2 separate regions of the Mus musculus genome follow, and region 2 is linked to region 1. Evidence: chromatin loops called from intact Hi-C (ENCODE). Cell type or tissue: heart. All regions are shown on one strand. Links, peaks and the distances in the headings refer to the core of each region. The heading gives the core; the rest is flanking DNA. Region 1 overlaps Dhrs3 (dehydrogenase/reductase (SDR family) member 3). Region 2 overlaps Vps13d (vacuolar protein sorting 13D).

Region 1 (12,019 bases), core at 2,568-7,567:
GCACCTCCTTGGCTCTGGCACAACCATTGTGCATGTGTGCTTCTCAAGGAACAAGTGTAATGAAGCAATTCAGATTTTGAGCTCAGGAGTCAAGAACAGCAAGGTTCACAGGTTGACTCTTCCGTTTGCTCACCGAGTTGCCCCTGGCAAATTGCTAAACCTCTCTGACATTCACTTTCCTTCTCTGCCAAATGGAATTAAGTAAGATAATTTGTGCAAAGTTCAGAGCACAGAGTGAGTGATCAGTAAGCATTGGCCACAATGGTGAGGCTACAGGCCATAGACTGTAAGGCAAAAGCAATTTGTGTCCTTTGAACTAATGCTGATAGGTTACCATGGGTTGCTATGCCGTTGGTCCTGGTTGGGGAGAGGGGTATGGACCATGATTTTTGGGGGGTAGGGGTGTGATATGGACCATGCTTTCTATTTGAGTTTCCATGGTCATGCTTCTGGTGCTCACAAACTCAGGGCTTTCAGAATAGTGCACACTGTCTCAGAAAGGGTTCCAGAGGTCAGAAGCCCGGCTTAGGATTCAACTGGACTAACTGTAAGGTGTCAAGACTGTGTTCCTTCTGGAAGCTGCTTCCTTCCCCTTCCAAGCTCCCCTCAACTCTCCCCCCACCACAGTTCTTGGTTATGACCCTTGTTCAGGCTCTTCTCTATTCCAGAGTCCTTAAATGTATCTCTGTCTTCCACCCCTACCTGGAACCACATCAGACTCTTCTGTCTCCCTCATCCATTCAGCAGGAGCCAGAACACAGAATCCCACACATCATACATGCTGAGCAGGCACACTGCCACCTCTGTAGCCCCAGCCTTTCCGTTGCCTGCTTCTTATAACATCCTTTTAAACTATGTGTATCTGAAGCAAGGGATAGGTGCATTTGAAGGCAGTACACAGGGAGGCAAAAATAGCGCATCAGATCCCCTGGAGCTGGAATTACAGGTGGTTGTGAGCCACCATGTGGGTGCTACAAAATGAACTTAGGTCTTTTGCAAGAGTAGTTTGAGCTCTTGACCATGATACTGTCTCTCCACCCCTCCTTGCTTGCATTTAAGGCACCCTGTGACTGTGTGTGCTAGCTTGAATAATCCAAGACACACACACACACACACACACACACACCCAAAACAAACAAAGGGGTCAGCTCATTCAGTTCCCTGGGCCTTTCACCCCCTTTCCCATGTAAAGTAGCATGTACATAGTTTGGGGGATCCAAGATGACACCTTTGGGGCTGGTTTCCTGTAAGTTACCCCCCTCTCTTTGTATAGGCCTTGGTGTTCTTATCTATGAAACGGGCATGCTTAGCCCAGACACCCAGAGATTTTGGGAGAGCTGCCTAATGCTCAGGCTCTCTATCAGGTGCCTGTTACAGAAGCCACACACAGAGTGTTTGGGGGTGGAAGATTTCACAGTCCCAGCAGGCAGTAGAACAGTGGCTATAGACTCACTCATGGGGGTGGGGGAGGGGGTTCTCCCTTGGAGAGCAAAACACAAATGGGTGTTAACTGTCCTGCTGAGACACAGGAGAGGACATTCTGGTCTCCCTGAAGATTCTCCACAAGCATAGACTGTGGAAGGGAAGGGCATCTGGAATTCTACACAGGGACCTTATGGGAATTGCCCAACTCTATAGCAAAGGGCCAGACCTCTGCTGCCTATGTGACACCTTAGTGTGAGAGCAAAAGCCTAGCAGGATGGGAATTCTGATGGACAGGTAGTTGCAGGGAGGTTGCCACCATCTTTGACTCCGCTATTAAGAAGATACTTCCCTCATCCTGAGCATGTTCCGCCAGGGTCCAAGTAAGATGTAAGGATGACATAGATGTTGCCCCTGGCGAAAGGAAGCATAACTAGTAGAGAACAGATGGGTGATGATGGACTGACCAGAGTAGAGTGTCCAAGAGATGTGAAGAACAAGCCAGGGCTGAACCGCTGAGCTGGTAGCTACAGATGGAATTTGGACTTGATTGGGAGAGCACTTGGGGAGCTCTAGAAAACTTTCCACGGAAATGTGTGACAACAGGTTAGACGAAGGTGAGAGGAGTCTGACCTTTAATAAGCACTCTCTGAGAGTGGAGGAATGGGGTGTCTCCGGTGGCTACTTGTATAGGGATGGTCCCCAGGAAAGCCCTGCCCTTCCTGATGGCCCACAGCTGCACTCCCACTATCCTGTTCCCTGCAGGATGTGCTGATCCAAGCACTTCCTGTTGTGTTGCTCCACTTCCTCTTGCATTCTCCAGCCCTGCATATCAGCCCACTAGCAGTCAACTGGGAGGTCAGCTACACGGCATGTGACCTGTGTCCTCTCAGAAAGTAAATTTGCCTCTAGCAAACAACCTTCACGAGCCCTCTGAGTTCCTTTGGAGGTGTGGCAATAAAGTGCTTTATAAGCTAAGTCTCCCTGGGAACCATTATCCCTGGTGTGTTGCTGGGCATGTTGTGTGTTGTGTGACCTTGAAAGTACACCACACAGAGGAGTGGAGGAGGAATGGAATAGAGGAAGTTCATCTTTCTAAACTGTAGCTGAATTCTCACTTCTGGAGGTGCCAACGGCCAGGGCCAGGGCTATCCAATGAGTTCCTGGCTGTACTCTTGATAGTCATGCTTCTCAGGCCTCAGTGCCCATATCTAAAACAGGTCAGAACCAGCAAGATACCCAACAGATAAAGACTGTTGTTGCATAACCCTGGTGACCTGAGTTTAATCCCCAGAATTCGTGTAAAGTTGGAAGGAATCAACAAATTCTACAAAGATGTCCTCTGGCCTCCACACATATGCCACAGCATACATGCCCCAAAACACATACACCATGCATATATACATACAATAATTTCTTTGAGAGAATAAGATGGAAGGCTCAGTGGTTAAAAATGCTTGTTGCTCTTGCAGAGGACCCAGGTTCAGTTCGTAGCACCCACATGATGTCTCACAAGTGTCTGTTGCCAGTTCCAGGAGATCAGATGCCCTCTTCTAGGCTCTTCTGGCACAGGACATGCACATGGTATATATTCTGCACGTGCACCTATATGCAAGCAAATATTTCATATATAAAACATAAAAGAAAAATAAATAAATCTTTAAAAAGTATTTTATGTGTATATGTGCTCGTATTCTTTGAGCCCTCTCCCTAGCACATCGTAGGTTTTGAATGGCAGATCTATGTTGCCTGCCACCCAGGACAGGCAGAAGAAGGCTCATGGCTTCCCAGTAGTGTTGAGTGTTGCTGATGTTAGTGCTGTTGTAACCAGACGACCGCACTATGTCCTCCACTTGGTTTCCCTCTTTAAGGTCTCTGTGATTACGTTTTTTTATGGTTGCTTGAGCAGCGAGAGGCCTTGTCATCCTGTGGCTGGTCCTAATGGTAATCAGTAGCATTATCATTGCTGACAAAAATGGCAACATGATGTCATTCATCACTCACATGCTCACCAGATACCCAATTACCCAGAATGCCTGAATTCCTTACCAGGGTGGGGGAAGGGGGGAAGGAGGAACACACCCTAACTATTGTCATTTCACATAATGACCAGGCATTACAAAGATAATAAAGCTGGCCGGTGTAAAGGGAGGAATGTAAAGACCAAATCAGTCAACAGAGAAGACTGTGCTAAGCCACATTTCAGGGGTGATAGTTATCGGAGTCGAGGGACTGAGGGATGGCTTGGTGGATGAAATGCTTGCTGTGCAAGCATTGAAGACCTTGCATCTTGACACCCATGTAAAAGCTATCGATGCACATCTGCAACCCTACTACTGGGGAGCGGAGACAAGTGGAGCCCGGGATCCTGATGGCCTGGCAGCCTAGTCAGAACTGTAACACCCATGTTTAGTGAAAAGACTTTATGTCAGAAAATAAGGTAGGGAGCCATAGAAAACATCGCAATGTCAACCTCTGTTCCCCATCCTAACTCACACACACAGGGATGTGGTATCACTTCAAGGCTCTCTGCCCTCGACAAAGTAGGGTAAGTGTGAGTTCCAGGACCCACTAAGGAAATCAGTGTAAAGGTTCCTGAGGCCCAGAGAACCACTTATCTCTAAAGGCTGAAGCCCCAGCTTCCCCTTGTAAATGATTGAGGGCCACTGGGGACAGCAAATTCCCTGGGCTTTCTGTGGCTCTGGGTTGTCCTCAGGCAGAGCCAGTATCTCTGGCTGCTCATCAGCCTTCGTGCTCCAAAAGCATTTTCTTGCACTTTTAACCTTCCCCAGCCCAAGGAAGCCAGCTGGAAATGACGGAGCCCAGAGACCCCAAGTGACTCATCCAGCCACAAAGCAAGTCCACTCCTGAGTATATTCCTGGGAGCCCTGACAAGGCCGCTTCCTACCCAAAGGGTAGCATGGCCAAGATGTTGGAGCCAGGGAGACCTTTGGACTAGACAGTCTGGCTGGGAACAGCAGCTGTCATCCAATGTGACATATTGTTATACCTGGAGAATATTAATCCCTTTTCCATGAACTTTCCATAAAGTCCAGAGCCACTGCAGACACTGGGAGCCACAGTAGACACTTTCCAACCCACTGGATGAAGACCAGAGCTGACCTAAGGCCCTGCCTCTGAGCTTGGCGGTCCCTTGAGGGAGGTGCAAGTTCAGGATCCCCCTCCAGTCCCTACTACAAGGGAGGCTGACTGCAGATAGTAGAATCTGCCAGTCTCAGAGATGCTCCAGAAGAGGCAAGCCCTCCAGCTGGGCGGGTGCCTGTGGCTGGGGGTGGTGGGGTGGCGCACAGTTCACCCAGCGGCCAGCAGACTGGCTGCGTGTTGCAATGTCTGGTGGCTTTTGCAGTATCCTGTCAGCATGTGCAGCTGGACTGCCCTCACTGAGGAGCAAGGGAGTAGACATATGGCTAGATCAAGCCTGCATGTCTCCAACAGACTGCATGGCCTGGGGCTGCTGGTACTGTGTACTCCATTTGCAGCTCTGGGTCTGGCCACCAGTCAGCAGCACCCATGACATCAGGATATTTGTTTACTGCCAGTCTGGTCATGGAGGAAGAGCCTGAGGTCTGACTGGCCAGATTCTATCTTCAACCAATCCCTTGTTATCTGAGCCAGCACCCATTTCCTGTCTCCCTGCTCCTTCCCATCTGCCCCAGATACCCCACTCAGTCCACTACTCACCCCCACCCCTCCTCTATCTTCACTCAGAACCTAACCCCCAGTCCTCTTATTCCTCTACAACCCCCTACTTGCACCCAAGATCCTAACTCCATCCCCATATACATCCTTTACTTTGTCCCTACTCGTAGTATTCAGGACCCAAACACCAGCCTCCTACTCCTCACTCCTGCACTTATCTTCCACCTCACCTCTGCCTGCACTTTGGATTCCAACCCCAGACCTCTACTAACCTACTGCATCCATCCTCCTCCCCTCAGCCTGGAACCCTAATCCCTCCCCCCCACCAACCAGTCCCTACCCACTGCAGTCCAGCCCCCCACCCTCCTGCATCTGCCCAACTTTCACCAACAACCCCCTACCCTACCCCACCTCCACTTGCAGAAAGACTTCTTGGAGCCTCCTGCCAGCCCTCTGAGTGCTGTGCCTGGCCACTGCCTCCGTCATGTGAGCCTGCTGGCCAGCCTTGCTCCTTCTGCGTGGAGCACACAGTTCTAAGGCAGCAGTGTGGTAACTGTTAGGCGCCAGGGACAGGGGCCACTCTGTTATTGGAAACTGTGTTTACAGCCTAGGTGGTAGCTGGCCTGGCACTGCCCTTCCCTCTGCTTCACCAATGGCATGCTGTCAGAAACTGAAGCAGCCTGAGATCTTACAAAGCCTCTCTCTTCTCAGATACCCAGACTCAGCAAAGCCCACTTTCCCTGGTGCAGGAGGAATGGAGCTCAGGATGGCAGCTTTCTTTTTGCAACTTCTCCTCAGCACTTTGTGAGCCTGGTCCCTCTTGTAACAGCCCACAGCCAACCCTGTAAGCCTCCTAGCAGTCTCCTCTCCCATTACCCCTCCCAGACACTTCTGAGCATACCACACCTCCTAACTAGTCCTATCCCACCCGGATCCTAAATTCCCCTTCCAAGACTCAAAACTGGTTCCAACATCCAAACCAGAAACTGTTCTATCTCTGCTCATAATACCAACACCACCAATACCCCCACTATCACACTCAAAGTAGAATTCAGTGCCCACTGGGGCTGGTATCCACTGTCTGTCTCTGATACATTGACCTCCTTCTGGTTGCTATCACATATCATCATCACCCAGAGCTCCTTCCTGCTGGGAGACCTGTGCATCCATTGGCTGCTCTATCTGCCTCTTTCTCCAAGACATCTGTATGGCTCCCTTCTTCACACCCCTCAGGTCTCTGCTGAAATGTTACCTTATTTCCAGCAGCCTGCCCCCTTTAGTAACACTTCCACCTGCCATCTTCCCCTTTGAAGCTCTCTGTTCCTCTTGGGATACTTGCAGCCACCCCTACTTGGCATGGTCAGCAAGAGTTTTGTTTAGAGGGGAATGTATGTGCATGCATGTGTGATGGTGTGTGTGTGTGTGTGTGTGTATGCTAGTGTGTGCATATGAAAGCCCAAGGTTGAAGTTGAATGTCTTCCTCAGTCACTCTTCAGGTTTTGTGTTGAAGTAGGGTCTCTCACTAAACCTTGATCTTGCTATCTAGCCTAGTCTCTATGGACTCCTGTGCTGGGGTTATAGGTGGGCTACAGTGTGGCCTTAAGAATCCAAAATCTGGTATTCATTCTTACCAGGCAAGCACATTAAGACCCACTGAGCCATCTCACTAGCCTATACAGTCAATTGCATCTTGTGTTATCTTTCCCCAACCTCCCCCCCAACACACACACCCATATGCAGACTGACCACAAGAATGGGATAAATTGAACCCCTGCTCTATCCATGCTATAACTACCTGGGTTCAAATCCCACTTGGCTGGGATGTCATATTGTCATGGTGTAACATGCCAGGAGTGGGCAAATAATGTCTCCCACTCTCTCTTCAGCTCCTACCCACAAGATCCCCTGGCCTTCTGCTCCACAAGGCCCAAGTGGAGGAACTGGGGCAGAGGTCACAGGGCTTCAGCCAGGAACTGCAGCCTGTGTGTCTCCACCCTTGTGGCTTCTCCTTTGCTGTCTGTGGTGGTTACTGGTATTTGTAGAAAGAAGCAAAGGCCCTTGTTCTTCTAGCTAGAGAGAGCAGCTGACTCAGAACCAGTATAAGAATCAGGCCAGGGCTTGTTGGTAGGAGTAGGAAAACCCCAGTCAGGACTCACTTGGTTTTTGAGCAAGGGCAAACACTGCCCCCTTGGCAAGTAGCAGTTTTAGGATCTCAAGAGAGAGCCACTGTAGAAAGACAGGAGCATCTGTATCAAAGACAAGACAAGGGATGGGGTTGGATCAGGTGTCAAGTGTTAGGGCTGACTTACACTGGAGCAGACTTGGGGAGATAGGGTGCCCTTCAAGGACAGGGCAGAGAAAAGCCACATTGAGGTGGAAGTTCCGGGCAGAATGATTACTCAAGTGGGTACTAATACGTCCTGAGAGAGCTGGCCGATAGCAAACATGGCTGTGGCTAAATTTTACTGAGTGAGTTTTGAAACCCAGTAACGATGCCCAGCTTAGATTCTAGATGGGTCTCTAGCTGTTGTGCTGCGTTTCACCTGAAGCAGCAGCAGGGTGGGAGAGGATCAGTTGGGGCCACGGCCACAGTCTGCTGGAGGGGAGAAGGAAACTGGACCTAAAGTGGCTAGAATCAGATGGTGGATGACAAGAATTCTGATGGGCTGCGTGCAGAGTTAGAGAAAAGTTCCTATATAGGACCACAAAGCATCTTTGGGGAGGACAGAGGAGGCATCTGCAAATGGCAGGGTGGAGGATGAGACCCAGTGGTCTGGTGACTGAGCCCACAGGCTCCCTGGCCTCAATATCACAGGGTCTCTGTGCTCATCTATTGAATGGAGATAACAGGACTCACCTATGGTAGCTGCAAGAAGTAACCACACGCTGAGTAACTTATAACGACAGGTCTTAGCCAGGTGTGGTAACGCAAGCTGAGGCAGGTGGATTGCCAAGTTTAAGACCAGCCTGAGCTACAGACCTTGCCTCAAGGAGAAATAAACAAAATAGGCAAAAAATACAGATTTAGTCTATTATAGTTCTGGGGCCCACTGCCAATAGATTCCTCTCTTCAAACCTTTTATTTCTAATGAGGACTTCACAGGTATCACTAAGCCACATGTCTGGGTATTACAGCATGGATCCTAATGCATGATTGTTTCTCCTTGGGGGCCTTAACTGTGTCATGTCTGCAAATAAGGCTACCGTCTTGAACATTGGCTGTCAGAACTTGCAATAACCCCACAAGGTCACATATCTTCCTGTTCTTCCTGCTGTGAGGATTTAATATAAGATCCCTAAGATAGGGACATGCTCAAAGCAAGAGCCCAAGAAGTGGTGTCCCTGGCTTCCCTCCCCCACCTGTTTTTCCTATACTGCCACCAATAGGAATGCATGACTTCTGCCCCTTTGGTCTAGCCTGCAGGACTTGGGCATCCTCACAGCCAGTGAGGATTGTCACTCTTGCCTACTTAGTAACCACCTGGCCAGCAGGAGCAGGAGTCACACAAATACAGGATCATGCGGCCCCTCCTTCCCTGGGAGACTATCCAGACAGGCACATGGGTGCTGTAATACCCGGACACGTTGCTTAGTGATACCTGTGTAATGAACAGGCTCACAGGATCCCTTTGTTCATGCAGGCAGGCAGTGGCCAAGGGCACAGTTTTGAGAATCAGATAGCATATGGGTAAATTGTTTTCTTCATCTGTGCCTCAGTTTCCTCCTGTAACAGTGTCTGTGGACCCTTTCCTAGAGTTACCAGAGCCTGCTGGGATATGTGTTAGGGCTCTTGATCATTATGGTGAATCACTGAAGGGCCCAAACTCCAGGATAGTAGCACCTGGCTTGGAAGAAGTTACTACTTGGCTCCAAGTTGCAGTCGGAGACTTGTGGATGAGCATCACCACTTCTGTCCTGGGATTTGGCCATGGGATTCCTGAAATAAACCTGAGGCCATTAGTATTATAATATAAATACTAATATTATTGCTATGAACAAACAGATGCTCCTTCTCATAAAAGATACTACCACCTAGGACTCAGAAGATGGCTTTGTCAGCAAAGTGCTTACTGTATTCCTGTGAGGATCTGATCCCTGGCATCCATGTAGAAATCTGGGCCCAGCATCACAAGCCTGTCATCCCAGTCCTGGGGAAAGAGAGACAAGAGGATCTTTGGGGTTTGCTGACCAGGTAGTCTTGCTGAATCAGTGAGCTGCAGGTTCTGTGAGAGCCCTTTGTCTCAGGTGGAGGGCAGCTGAGTAAGACACCTGCTGTCACTCTCTGACCTCCAAACACACACACACACACACACACACACACACACACACACACACACACACACCTCCTGTAAAGCCAGAGCTGTCCGTGCTGGCGCTGGAAGGACCATCTGAGGCTCTGAATCTTGCCTCCTGGTCACAGAGCACTAAATGCAGTGACCACTCCTCCCTATCTGACTCCTGTGAGCATGGAGCCTCTTAGAAAGACTCAGGGAAGGAGGCAGTTCAGCAGGCACACGATCATCACTTTGAATGGTTGACATTTGGAAAGAAGGGGGCTTCTTGTCTGTGCCCACCGTGACAGAAAAGTGCTAGCAATGGATAAGGACTGGGGCAACCACCTTGGGCTTGTCACAAGAAAAGGGGCCTTCTATCTGAGCCAGTTAAAAGCTAGAGCTTCAAGTCTGATACTATTTGAACCAGTTTTTGTAGAGATGATAGTTCTAGAAGCTTAATTAAAGTGACACTACTGTGGATAGCTGGGAAAGCAAAGAGAGGGTCCTAAAACATTTCTTCCAAGTCTCCTCCCTCTCAACAGCCCCAGAGGCTCCTCCCTAGAATTCCCAGGAACTTCCAGAGTCCATCCTGAGAACCTAGCCTCCTAGAGAAATTTGCCCATCAAGGTCCTGCTAGCTGACCTTGCAGATGGGGCAACTTGGGCTCCAGTATTTGCTTGCCTGGCCCATGGCTGTGACTGAAGGATGTCTTTCAAGTCAGGGAAAAGATGAGACAGAGACCACTACAGTTCTGGACCCAGACAAGCCTGTGTCTGAGGGAAGCAAGACAGGGTGCTATGGACCACCATCATCCTTAATACCTCCAGTTTTGTGGGCCTGGCAAATCCTTTACAAAAAGAGGGCTCTGTGGCTGTTGTGTTGTTGAAAATAACCCCAACTGGTTCATAATGAGTCCAATCTCCACCCCCCACCCCCAATGCTCCCACTGTCCTTTCAAGAAGGCACTGTAAACTCCAACTCATAAAGGATGTTACCTAGGGTCTCCAAGTTCACAATGACAGATCAGAGGGACTTAAGCCAGAGTGACTACAGAGCCACTTTCCACTTTATTGAAGAGATGAGAAATACCTTAGGATTTTTATCACTTTAGAAATGCCTTGGGATTTATATATGCTTGGGATGTAGCTTAGTTGGTTGAGCCTAGCATGTATGAAGCCCTGAGTTTGATTCCCCAGCACTGCGTAAAGCCCAGAATGCTGATACATGTCTGTAATCCTAGTACAAGGATGGGAGAGGTGGGAGTGTAGGAAAGTCGACCTTGACTACAGGAGACCCAATCTAGAAAGAAAGAAAGAGAGAGAGAGAGAGAGAGAGAGAGAGAGAGAGAGAGAGAGAGAGAGAGAGAGTGAGAGAGGGAGAGAGAGGGAGGGAGGGAGGGAGGGAGGGAGGGAGGGAGGGAGGGAGGGAGGGAGGGAGGGAGGGAGGGACGGAGGAAGGAAGGAGATAAGGAAAAGAAAAAGAAAGTAGATGGGAATGTAAAAGCTGTTTTTGAGACAGGCAGCCCATAAGCTCATAACCCTTCTGCCTCAGTCTCCCATTGCTCACATTACAGACATGTGCTACTGTGTCTGACATCTTTAAATTTGAAAGTGTGCTTTGTTCCCAAGTCTGTAAAGTAAGATACTTGAGAGGCTAATGTAGGGGAGTCACACGTTCAAGGCCTGCCTGGGCTACAGAGCCAACTCAAGGCCAGTGTGGTCAACATTAAACCTTGTCTCAAAATGTTTTTTTAAAAGAGGAGGGATTAGAGGATTATAGCTGCTCACTAGTAGAATATTTACCTAGCATGGGCTGGGTCCAGAGTTCAATCCCTGGTACCACCAAGATAGATAGATAGATAGATAGATAGATAGATAGATAGATAGATAGATAGATAGATAGATAGATAGATAGATAGATAGATAGATAGAGTATGCCATGCCCATGTCTCAGACACCACAGGAAGTCCCTCCAGGATTATACCCATCCCTTACTATTCAAGACCACCCTAGCTCTGACTACAATGGACTGAAATTTCCAAGATCACTCTCACCCAGCCTTAAGCATGGCTCTTAATTAGCATTATCTTATCATCTACCTGTTGTGCTGGATGTGGAGGCAAGAAGCCACACCCCTCTCAAAGCTCTCTAACCCAGTCTGCTGCCCTGCCTACCATGCTTGGTGTCTCTGCTTGGCATTTTCCTTCTGTCTACAAGGCCAACATCATCAGTTTGACCCTAAGCCCCAGGGTTCATGGACCATGAGTTCCCTGACCTGCCCAAGGACTTGGACCTGAGATTACCTGTTCATGTCACTGGTGCCACTCTACCCTCCACACTCCTGTTACACACACACACACACACACACACACACACACACACACACACACACACACACACACAGCCAATCTCTAGGGTATCTCCCTGGATATGGAAGGCAAAGGGGAGTAGGAAGGAATACCAGTGTCCTAGAATCAGCAAACTTGTCTAGAAGGGCCAGCACCATGTGACTGGGTGAGCTGACCCTGGCCAGTGCTGGATTCGCAAGATGAATAAGAGTTCCTGAAGTATGTGAGCCAAGGCAAAGAGCTTCCAAATGGTCGGCACACTCATCTGTCTGCCAGTGGAAACACAAAACAAGGGCTAGTCTTAGCAGGGAGGAGC
Region 2 (12,019 bases), core at 4,721-9,720, 74 kb after region 1:
GGGAGCAACAAATCCCAACCAAAGACCCAACCCACAAAAAGTGCAGTCCAGTCTACTCCAAGAAAGATGGCAAACTAGGAGGTCAAGAAGGTAACTCCCTGAAAACATTTATGTATCTAAAGTGCTCCTTTAAGATTGCCCTTGCCTATCAGTGCTTATGTACCTTGGTGCATGCACAAACTCAGAGAGAGACACACACAAACACATACATAAACACACACACACACACACACACACACACACACACACACACACACACACGGATTGGGGGTGGGCCTTGGAGAACAGATCCCCTATGTTTGTGTCTTGGAAGGATTAGAGTTATAAATACCAAAACACACCCATTGGGTCACCCTGGATCTCAGCTACGTGTATGACACAATTGTGGAAATTGGCTAGACTTGTTTAAAAACAATACAATACAAAACAAACAAACAAAACACCCCAAACTACAAGGTTTGATTGTAGTATAAGGTGAGGCCCACCCTCCACCTCCAATTTGCTTACTCCTTCTAAAAAGGGGAAACACCAAAGTGAAACCCAGGAAGCCCCTGGCTCCCATGCACACCCTTCTCTATAACTTTCTCCCTTCTCATCCGTTTCTCAGGGGGCTACAATGCTGTGACATGGTTTTACTAAACAGAACACAGTGGGAAATGGGACTTTTTTCCATTTATGTCAAGAGAACCCACCAATGCTTCACACTTCTTAATCACAAGCAGCATGAAGAAAACCTGGATGGCCTTGGTGTGTGAGCACACACTTAGCAACTAACGTTTGACCTCCCAGTTGGGTAGAGTGGTTGAAGAAAGCCAAATGGGAACAAAGGTGGGCACCATGCTGGCCTCTAGTACTTTCCATGGTGGCTCTGCTTCTGCTTCCCTTTAGGTGACTAAAGACTCACCCTTGAGCACTGACTGCAGCTGCAACTCAAACAATGCACCCTTCTACTTCCCAAGAACGTTTTCTCACAGGGACTTCCTGCAAGAGGCGTGCAGAAGTAGTGTGGTAGAAGGGCCAGTCCAACTTTACATTACTGTACAGGTAACAAACCTTCACAACAGCACAGCCCTGCTCAGAAGTTTCTATGTATTTACAAACACACAGTTGTACATATATACATGTTAACAAAATACAGGGCATTCTAAAAATTAGATCCATCTTAATACATTTTAAAACGTTATTCCATCAATACTTTTAAAAATTATTTCCCCACAATCTAAAGAAACTCCCTGCCCCACAAACTAATATGGTTTCTGTTTACATTTTTCCCTGTGAGAATTTCTTTCCCCTTGTTCCTTGATATTTTCCCCCCAAAACCTCTTCTGGCTTCCCTTCTAACAGGAGCCGAGTCTGGGCTTCAGCCCTCTGAGTTGGGCTTCTGCCTGGAGCATCTCTCTCCAGCAGCCGGGTGTCCTCAGGAGTCCAGCTCCAACTGCTCTTGATTCTCACTGAGTCTTAACATAAGTTGCTGTTCATAGTAGAGGCTCTTTGCATAGTTTATTTCTTGTGATAACTTGACAGCAAGGACCTCAGATTTCACATGCACCTACGGAGAAGACAAGAATGAACACATTGCCCTGAGGTTAGGCAGCCAAGCACAACCACAGGGCATGGGCAGAGGACAGCCACCCCAAAGAAGTTCCCATCTAACATCCAAGATAAAGAGATTCTCAGGGACCTGTGACTGGTTCACTCTGATCCAAGCTTTTAGTTTATGTCTCAGGTTACTGCAGGCAGCCTTTCACTACCCATAACTGATGAGCTTCCATTCAGGGGTAAGGCAGGACAATTGACTAAACCCCTTATTCAAGTTCAAAGCTTGCTGGTGGCTGAGCACGTAAAGAATCAGCAAGTATGTGCCTAAAGGCTTTCTTACCCAGAGTGCTTCACTGCTAGCCTGCCTTGAAAGGGGAGCCGGGGTGGATAGGCACAGCTGGTGGAAAATGCACACTTTGGGTCATTAACTTGCAGCCACCCAACTCTCTGACTTAAGTCACTGACCCCAGGAGGGGCTGACAAGCTCAAACCCATTCCAGTTCATCCCTGAGAGACTAGAGAAGGTGGAAGTGCTCCTGGGGAGAAATCCAGGCAACATGGCTCTTTTCTGGTCTATAGGAAGAGCCAAGATGAACACAGTCAGTCAAAAGGACAAAGCTGTGGGGATGCAGCAGCAGCAGGACCAATGCCTGCAGCTGTGACTAGAGATGGAGCTGCTTCCTCACAATTGCTCTGCTGTGGGCTCAGAAGTAGTGCAGAAGTAGTGTGGTAGAAGGGCCAGCTCAGCAGAGCAAGATCTTTGGACTAGACACAAGTGATGGGGTCAGATAGGTCAATGAGGTCTGAGCCCTAGCTTGTGCCACAGTCTGAGGTCTGAGCCCAAGCTATGTGGCCTGAAGGAATCACTTGCCCTGGCCCCTCTGTCTCTAACAGCACTGTTCGGGAAGTACATGCTGGAAACTTTTGAGTGCATCTGACATAATACCTCCTACCCTACAGAGATGAATACCATTTTTATTTACAAATATCTATTGAATGTACTTCATACTACTTCTTTTCATAGATCAAAAGATCGTGGTTTTTCTGATACCAGGAAAACAGTGCAGCATGTGCCCTGTGCTGGACTCAGGGTGCCAGCACGTAGTACCATGTTTCAGGGACACACGAAAACTCTGTGAATCATGTCACTGTGTTGTGTTGATAGGTAATCGAGACAGTGCAGTTCAAACCTCCCATTGGAGTCCTCAGAGGAAAGCAGGGGTAGAGCAGGGTTTGTCCACATGAGTGGCAAGAAGCTGCTATACTCACCATTGGCTTCTGGTGGGATGGACCTGGGATGGACACACCACTGCTAGAATTTGCAGCTTTCTTAGTTACTTGCACATACACCTTCCCATGGTCTTTGGAGACAAGACAGTGGTAGAGGTCATCATATTTGACCTCGAGGAAAATGGCCTCTCGGTCTACGTAGTCCCCGCTCTTCAGAAAGTACACAGCTTTAGAGGAGATGAGCACGCAGTAGCTATCAATGTTCTCCACGGCTATGAAGCTGCATGGGAGAGAGAATTCTGGATACCGAGCTGCTCCATGTCAGGGCCAGGCCGTCCCTCGATACTCTAAGGGCAGGGGCCTGCTCAGGTCTAGGGTCTGAGGCCTAGGTTTCCACAGGCTTCCCAATTACCACCCCTCACTGTGCATGTGCATGGTTTTATTACTCTGGGACTCAGGTTCCTCATCTGTAAGTTTGTATTAGAAAAGACATGGCCTTAGGAGCTGCTGTTCATAGCTCATAGCTCTCTGCTGTAGGGTGCTCATCAACACTAACAAGTAATATTTGCTATGAGTTTCAAACAGAAAAAAAAAAATCCTGTTTTGATATGGGCTTTGTGGGGTGCTCTGTGAACTTTTGGATAGTTTATGAGTCAGAGAAAATGGAAACAATGCTTTGCTGACAGGACATATGACAGACCAGATAGACCATGAGGAGAGACAGCAGGGGTAGAGATAGTGAGGTGGACAAGTCTGCCAGACCGAAAACAATAGCATTTGCTTCTTTCTTTGCTCTGACTACCCTGATGAGAGGTCACCTGACCCCTGTTCAGTATGGCCAGGGTCATGGGGCTTGTGATTCCACTGAACTCTCAGAACTGTAGTCATCACTTCTAAAGCTTACAGGCCACTCAGAAACAGCTTAGATTTGAAAAACTGAGAGAAGCCTGAGTCCTGGAGTACTTGCAGCAAAGCTCACAGACTGGTGTGGAAATTCATGCAGGACTACTCTCTGCTCAGCTGCTGAACCAGGAGTAGTCACCTTGAAAGCCAGTGACCACCTTAGCTTGGTGGCCGCCTGTATCTTATGCTGGCTTTTCCCAGTGTGGCTGGCCATCAGGGACAGTAAGGACACACGGAGTGATGGCCAGCATACCAAGAGCTGACTGACAATAGGCTGGCTGTGTACCTTGGGGTTTTAAATTGTGTTTTCTCAGAGCCAAGGCTCTATCTGGAACTGCCATGGATCCAGGTCTAGGGTAGTCTTAGTCCAGGGTCACGGAGCACAAAATCATCAGAAAGGGTAGCGTCATTGAGGGCAGGACAGGGCCAATTTGCTGGCAGCCAGGGACTTGCCTGTCCGACCCAAGCATGGCTGACCCTCACTTTCCTCTGCACCTCTCTAGAGTATCCTTCACTCTCCTTCCTATGCCCCACACTGAGTCACCATCCTCGCCCTCAAAGCTTCCCCAAATACCTTGGCTCCTGACTGCTGCTGACCTTTCAACACCTTGGCCCATCAAAGCACTGTCAGAGGACTCTTTCTGCTTCTTGCTAAGCATTCTGGCTTCAGTGGCACTCTAAGCACCAGTGTGGTCCATTGTACACGACTTCCTGAGTACCCACCACGGAGTCAGCCACCCATGAGGACTTGCTAAGAACCCACGTTGTTCCAGTCGTCATTTTAATTATGGCTCCCATGACAAAAATTGGGGTTTGCTGTTCTCATTTAACTGGTTGGCAATGCTGAGAATGTAGACTTGTAAAGTCTCACTGCCAAAATTAGAAGTGCTCAGCCGCTCTCCATGATCTAGCAGGCTTAGCACAGCCTTCTTATGCCCCACACTCAGAGTCAGGGGCAGCGTTACTGTATGAGGAGAAGGGAGGAGGAAAGGACATGGAGAGACAGAAGGAAAGACAGAAAGAATAGAGAGCATCTCAGGGCCAGCTGGAACTAAATGGAAAATGAGTTGAACACACAAAAACAGCTTTGCTCTAGAGCACAGGTGGGCCATGAAGGCTGTCTGGAAATCTCTAAGGAGACTCAAAAAGAGGCCAGGAGGCAGGGTGAAAGCAGACACACGGATTACACCACCCAGGAGAGACTGGATCTCTAGCCTCTCATTAGTGCTCCATCCTCCTCTGAGGAGCCTTGGTGCCACCCAGGAAGATGCCTTTATACCAAAGGGCACAGGGGCTGAACCTGAGCATACATCCCAACCCCCTTCTAGGAGGCTACAAATGGCTCAAGTCCTCTCAAAGGCCAGGAAATAAGGAGGAATTGTGGCTCTGAGCCAGGGGTGCTTCTATAAGTCAGGTAGCATGGTAAAGGAAATCTTGGCTAGGCTAGAAAGGAGAGTCCACAAGTTTGAGACTCTTGCAGCTTGGTGACTCAGTTCCTTCATCTCTGACGGAGATGGTGCTGCCTACCAACTCCTTCAGTTAAGGTTAACGGAGAAGATCCATGTTGGGACAGAACAAGCGCAATACAGTAGCCCTCACTACCTGTATCTTCACTCTGGGCCTAGGAGCCCTGCTCATGCCCTGGGGTTGCTGCTGTTCACAGCATTCACTGTCCCAATGCCTTCAAACCAAAAGCAGATCAGAACCAAGGCCAGGGTTGGGAGAAGAGAGAAAACTGGGCAATGATAGCCAATGGCTGTTTCCCCACTTTCCCTGAGGCTTCCTCTGCAACCCATTACCCAAGGTTTTGGGTCCCATCACCACCACTGCTGTCAGTCTGCTTGACACCCTCCCACACACCCCAAATCTGGAAACCACATCAAAGACTCACTCAAACTGCTTGGGGCAGACCCTTCATCTCCTGATCCCGATCCCAAACTTGTCACTCACTGTGAAGAATTAACATGGGGCAAAGCAGAGGCCTCTTGGCTCTATATTCTTCTGATATTTTCCTCCAGCCCCCCTTTTCTCTGTAGCTGCCCACCTGCAGGCCAGCTCTCTACAGGCTCTGCACCCCACCTCCAGCCAACAGAGCAGCCAAGACATGGCTGACACATGGACTTTGGCTTTCCAGAGTCTACCGATAGCCACTTTTCACTGCTGCTGCCCCACAGGTGGGCTGACGGAAAGCCTCTCAGGTGACAGAGGAGGGACACTCCATCTGTCTTGTGAGGACAGAGGGAAGATGACAAACACACACAAGCACTAGGGTAAGTTCTGGCCTTCCAGAAGAGGAAAGAGAGGCCCTCTCTTCTAAACTAACCACCAGAGGCCCATGGCAAGTAGCTCAGACTTCTGTTAGAACAGTAACTGTCTATGTTACAGGCAGTGGGCAACAAGGGAAATAACAGTGAACATCTCCCAGTTTATCTCCTATGTTATCTCCCTCCCCTCCCAAACAAGTCTCTTTGACTTGCTAGACTATGGACTTGCTGAGGAACACCACAAAGTTGTAAAGTTGTACTTGACCTGGCACACAGTGAAACAATGTATTGGCCAAGGATTTAGAAGACAATAGAGAAAGGATGCTAGGAGGAACCCCACTGCACATAGGTACAACATGGGGTGTGGGATACCAGGGGCTGTGTTGCCCTCAGAACTTCAAGCAAGCCATTGACTTCTATCTGCGCAGCTGAGTAAACTGCTGGATACAAGTCTGCAGGTGTCAAATGTTTCTGACAGGTTAGCTCCCGGCTTAGAGACAGTGTAAGCTGGAGCTAGGCTGTGGCTGAGAGAAACAGTGACCATCTAGTCATGTAAGGCCCTGGGGTCCATTTCCAGCAAAGGAAGGAAGGACGGAGGGAACAAAGGGGATTTCACTATTACTCATTTCCTGAATTCTTTTTGATTTTGCTAACCATGTAAATGAGTTGGTTTCATTAGAAGAGAAAGGTGACATTTTTAGCATGCTACTTTAGTCTGGATCCTCTTCTTCAAAATTCCCTCCTCCCCTGCCTCTAGGAGACAAGCACCCAAGGAGAAAAACCTGAAGTTTACAAGGTTGCCTTTGCTTTTTCTTTATATTTTCTGTATTAAAAATACATACATACACTCACAAACCACACACACACACACACACACACACACCTCCTAGATATTCCTTTCTGTCTAAATAGTGAAAGAACCCAAGGATCTGGTCTTGTGATCGATCGCCTTTGTGCCTGCAATCTGAATGGGCCAACTTGATAAAATATTCGAAACGAGTAGATACTTTATAAAAGACAAACAAACAACTAAAGGGTGACTCCTAGCCACAAACTAGGCATTGTTCAGAAAAGTTAACCATACAGGATCCTGGGTTAGGACTGAGGAGAATGGGAAGTAGCAGAGGTGCACAGAACTGATGAGCCTGCTATGAAGCCTTAGCAGACCTTAAATTGGATGTCAGTGACAATCTGTTTAATACTGTTTAATTAAATGGAAAAAAACCCCACAAAACTAAATACAACTTGATGTGGGAGATCAAAGTTGACGCTGCTGTGGCACTGGGGACTTTGTGGGGTTTTCACTCCATCAGGAAGTAATTACACAATATTTTCCAGAAGTGAAACAGTGAGTATAAGTGGAAAAAAATGTGGAAACATTTAGTTAGAACAGTAGAGCAAGGTATTAAAGACTCCTTTAACGGGTTAACTCTGAGGGGAATATGCAAATAATTAGGTCCTTAAACATGTTTTTAATTACAAATCTAGGATAAAAGTCAGAGGTAGAAGTCGGCACCAGAGTTTTTCCTGAGTACGCCCTTCCTGCAGAGGGATGACTAGACCACTCACATGACCCTGAGTACAGGCTGATAACAGAGGACACTCCGAGCCACGTCTGCCAGGGTCCCTTGTGACCTCTCCTATATGCCCAGGAAGACTGGGGTCACATGCCTCCCTCACCACCCACTGGCTAGGCTCCACCTTCAGCGTGGGTGGAGATACAAGGTCCTCATCTTCAAAGTTAAAATTCAGGCAGTAACTGTGCCCAGATCACATGAAACTTCAAGTGTTTTATGAAACTCATTTTGCTGATTTCTTCCTGGCTGCAGATTTTAGCTCACTGGCCTGTTTCCAGGGTGTGTACCATGTGGGCAGCAACTCTACGATGCCTGGACTATACAATTTGTCCAGAGTGTTTTTCTGTTCTTCTATCATTCTATTACAAATGAATCTTGTTTCAAAGAACCAGAGATGGTTTGGATCAAATAGAGGTGGGTTAACAAAGAATTTAAGATTTAACACCCAAAGATCTGTAATTTTACTTAGCCCATCCTCCTTTTTGAGACAGGGATGCCAGGCTGACTGTGGAAGGTAGCTGAGGCTGACTTTAAACTTGTGGTCCTCCTGCCTCCATCTCCTGAGTGCAAATGCTACTACTCTTGGTTTATGCAGTGCTAGACATGGAACCTGGGGCACTGTGCATGCTAAGCAAGCATTCTACCAGCTTAGCTACATCTCTCACCCCTTACTTATCCTTTGATAGTATCCCTAAGTCCTCATGGGAAATGGAAAGTAGGACATGTGTTAACACAAATGTTGACCTGCAGCTCTCCAGCTGAGTTTATTGAGTGATTTAAACCCCAGGCACTTCTAGGTTCAGAGGGTTCTCCAGTGAGTGGGACACCCTAGCTATCACTGGCTGACACTCCAGTAGAGTCTATATTATGTTCCGTTTTGCTGAGAAATGACTCTCTAGGTTTGAGTCTGAGGCTCAAAATCCCATCAATAGTGCAGTTTATAGGAAGGTCTCAGCCCTCTCAGCGTTCAGAAATGAAGATCTAAGTTTCTGTTGTTGAAGCCTCTCGGTGCACAGCATGTGTTGGTAGCAGAATAGGCTCAAGGGAAGAAGTGCACAGCACTATTTAGAGATACTCCAGTGATACCATGGCAGGATACACCTAAGAAGATGCCATATCCTATCTCCTAAATTCTAGACTTCGTTTTCTATGTTCTCATTCAAACAAGATATGAAATGGGAATTGAGGCCTCTGGTATTGTCTCAAGCAATGACACTGAAGGCCACCCCCAGGAGCTAATCTTCCCCTGAACGCTTCCACCAGTCAGCAACACCCACAGTGCCAGAATCTTCCCTAGTTCGCTTCACCTCAGAGGATACAAGTTACACTAGGACATTTCTACGCCCCAAATTCAGTCATCTCACACCTGGTCAAGAGAGCACAGGTCACACAGCACCTTACATTCGGAGAATTTCCACAAAATAGCACCAGAGACTACCATGGTTACCATGTCAGCTAAGAATAATCTCACTAACTGAAAATGTGTAAGAGCAACAAAATAATTAAGAAAACTGCATTTCCAGGATATTCGATGGGTAATAATTTGCTTCTTAGTTTCAGTTTGCTAGCATTCTCTAGCAAACAGTAAAGTTAAAAAAAAATATATGGGGCGTGGTGGTGCACGCCTTTAATCCCAGCACTCGGGAGGCAGAGGCAGGCGGATTTCTGAGTTCGATGCCAGCCTGGTCTACAAAGTGAGTTCCAGGACAGCCAGAGCTATATAGAGAAACCCTGTCTCAAAAAACAAAACAAAACAAAACAAAACAAAACAAAACAAAACAAAACAAAATATATATAAGGGACAAAAGTCCCTTAAGACTGAGACTATCTCATGCCCCGGCCTCTCTGAACTGACTACAGAGACTGATACCGCAGAGACAACACAGGGAGGTCTGCTTTGGAGCAGGCTGAGAGCCATTCCCTCTGGTACTGGTCATTTACAATCTGACATTTAGGACAAGTCATTCTTTAGTCTCTTCCAAGGGCTGTATCAGCATGAAGCTCCTGGGTCATAAAGAAATTTCTCAAAGACAGACAAGGCAAAACAGTAGACCAATGGGCTGTTTCTTACAGCCCCCCACTTACAACTCGTCCTGGATGTTGTCCGTTAGCTTGAAGAGCTGTTCCTGTCCTTCTGCTTGGCTCTCAGAATATCGAGGAAGCAGCCCCTGGGGACCAGTGCAGCAACGTGGTTTCCGAACCCTCTGGGCTTGGGTCCTAGAAGGGCAAATGGACAAGAAGAGGTTAAAGTGTCATGGTTAAAAGGATTTTCCTTCCTTGTTTGAAAAGGCATTGCTTAATAGACAGAATCCAGCTGCTGCAGGACTGTGTGGTATATGACATGCCCACTGTGGATTCAGACTGGACTTTACGATCTTTTGGCTCTAAATTATTATGACGTTCAATGTGCTAACTTCCTTAGCTCCCCATTTCACTTTTTGTGTGATAGGATGTCATTACCTATCTGTTGGGCTTCTGCTGGAGAGCATAGATTACCGATCACCATGGCTCTTTAGGATGATTATCACAAGCTTCCCGTGGCCCACACCATTTGGCTAAGGGTCTCTTTGGGTCAGCCCTCTGGGGACATGCCGTGGGTTCAGGAAGAACACAGCAGGGGCCTAGGCTATAGTGTGAACCTACCATGTTACCAGGTTCCTATGGAGTGAGCTCAGTCTCCCTGGTAAAGAGTAAGGAATGCAGCAGCCACGGGAAGGAGCTAGTCCCAGGCCACAGCAGCAGCTCTAACTCATGCCCTTGGCTGTTGGTTGCCTAAAGGAATCTGCTTTGCTATGGCTTTCAGGGTCGGCTGCTGTTGTCTTTTTCCACAAACCATAGACAGGATAATTGATAAATACTTTTTGGTGTTTTCCTAGAAACAGGAGTCCATATTTGTCTTGGAAAGACAGCACATACTTCAGATGACTGATAAGCCTGTACTGGGTCTGTCCTTAGCTGTGCACTTGCTGTACTTTCTATTATTTGTTCCTGGAACCCACTGAAGCAAAACATCCCTCTCTAGACATACCTCAACGAGGGGAGCAGGCAGCCGCACTGAATCAGCACTTTAGAACCGGTGCTAGTGGAGACAGACCGACCGGGAAGAGGTACTCTGTAGGGCAAGTCTGGGTAGGATCCTGGAAGCAGAAGCCTGGAACTTGCCACAGGCTATCTGCAGAGCTAAGATCATTGCAAGTGTTTCTGGACACAGGTCAGGCTGAGTTCGCCAGGCTGTGGGTCCAGAAGGTGCCATGGGGGGAGGTATATACATGTGACAGTTCGTAGGAAGCCAGAGAGTGAGTCTCCTACTCCCAGACAATTTTCAAATATTTAGGTATGAGGGTGCTTAAGTCTTGGTTGTGTTTCCAGGAGTTATATAAAGACACAGTGACTTGCATGAGGGACTAGGTAATGGGTTGGCTTCATTTACAGCACATATTTACATACTCCACTATGCTTAGGCTCAATTCCTCCTTCAAGGTTTAGGCTTACTAATGTGCCGACCCCTGAGTTCTCCCTGAAAGCAGGGATGGTGATGTTGGCAGACACTATGGGTCCACTGTAGAGGAACTTTATAACTGCTCAGCTTTGGATGCTAGCAGGTCACCATATACAAGGTGTCCGCAGGAAGGTGCTGGGTGCACTTTTCCAGATAGCGTGTTTTAGTTTCCTGGCCTGGTGAAACAACTGCTGTCATTTCACTGTCTAGACGGATCAATAACATGTCTTCCCCAAGCATTCCCATAGTTCTTTTGCCTAAGAAACTCTGGAAGTGCCACTGGATAGCAAGTAGAAGACCAGACATCCCTTCTAAAGGGAGATGGTGAGGTCACTTTCCTACCTCCTTTCAACACAAGGTTTGATTATCCTTTCACCCCACTTCCCAACTTGCAGATATTTGTGGGCTTTCCTATAACATATACTTCACACTAACTATAATATCCACCTCTCTACACCTGCTAACAAATTTGGGTTTATCTGCTTTGAGTGAGGGTCTTACTATGTCGTAGCTCATGCGGGGCCTGAACTTATATATAGCTCTAGCTGGCCCTGAACTGGCTGGCCTGCCTTAGCCTCCTGCATGCCAATTCCCCCTACATCAGTGAGAATATCACCTCACTCAGACATGTGTGTATTTATTGCCTCCACACAAACAGCACACACCATGAGAAAAAAACATTTGGCTTCAGCAGCGCCTGGCTGCCTGCAGAGAAGCAACAGAATGGTGAATGGTTTGCGAGAGGGGAACAGTGGAGGCCTACACTGGGCTGCAAAGCAAAGACGAGGTTTTATGATGTTTAAGGGGCATCATCTCATTTTCCTAGGGTACTTCTGTCTAGTCCACTAGGGAAACAAAGGAAAGATGTGAAACTTTGTGGACATGTGTCCTGTTCCTTTCAAGACAGTAGCTTTCCTTAGTGCTTAACAGCGGAGTGAGGGGAAAACTGACTGTGAACACTGCATCTCTCTGAAGAAAATGAAGGTAGTCTGGCAAACCAATGAAAG

The links. Peaks named below come from ENCODE experiments on the same cell type or tissue, not always from the same donor. Only the 100,000 strongest peaks of a DNase experiment are listed, where the experiment ranks them.
Region 2: a loop joins it to region 1, with 3 times the contacts of the local background. A loop is called at or near these places in 8 of 42 quality-filtered maps.

The regions. Positions count from the first base shown.
Region 1 is chr4:144,901,894-144,913,912 of GRCm38, forward strand. The region is part of intron 1 of Dhrs3 (dehydrogenase/reductase (SDR family) member 3); the gene reads left to right. It also overlaps a transcript of Vps13d not described here. Among named protein-coding and RNA genes, the nearest start is that of Dhrs3, 15 kb to the left of the region's middle. In heart, for the core only: a CTCF peak has its summit at 4,923; DNase peaks (open chromatin) are centred at 4,258, 4,758, 5,588 and 7,048; H3K27ac peaks cover 711 bases; H3K27me3 peaks cover 2,868 bases.
Region 2 is chr4:144,973,720-144,985,738 of GRCm38, forward strand. Vps13d (vacuolar protein sorting 13D) reads right to left here. Exons shown (of 70, transcript NM_001276465.1): 68 at 9,599-9,730; 69 at 2,809-3,049; 70 at 1-1,549. The coding sequence ends at 1,418. Among named protein-coding and RNA genes, the nearest start is that of Gm36317, 16 kb to the left of the region's middle. In heart, for the core only: no CTCF peak of the experiment used is centred there; a DNase peak (open chromatin) is centred at 7,592; H3K27ac peaks cover 647 bases.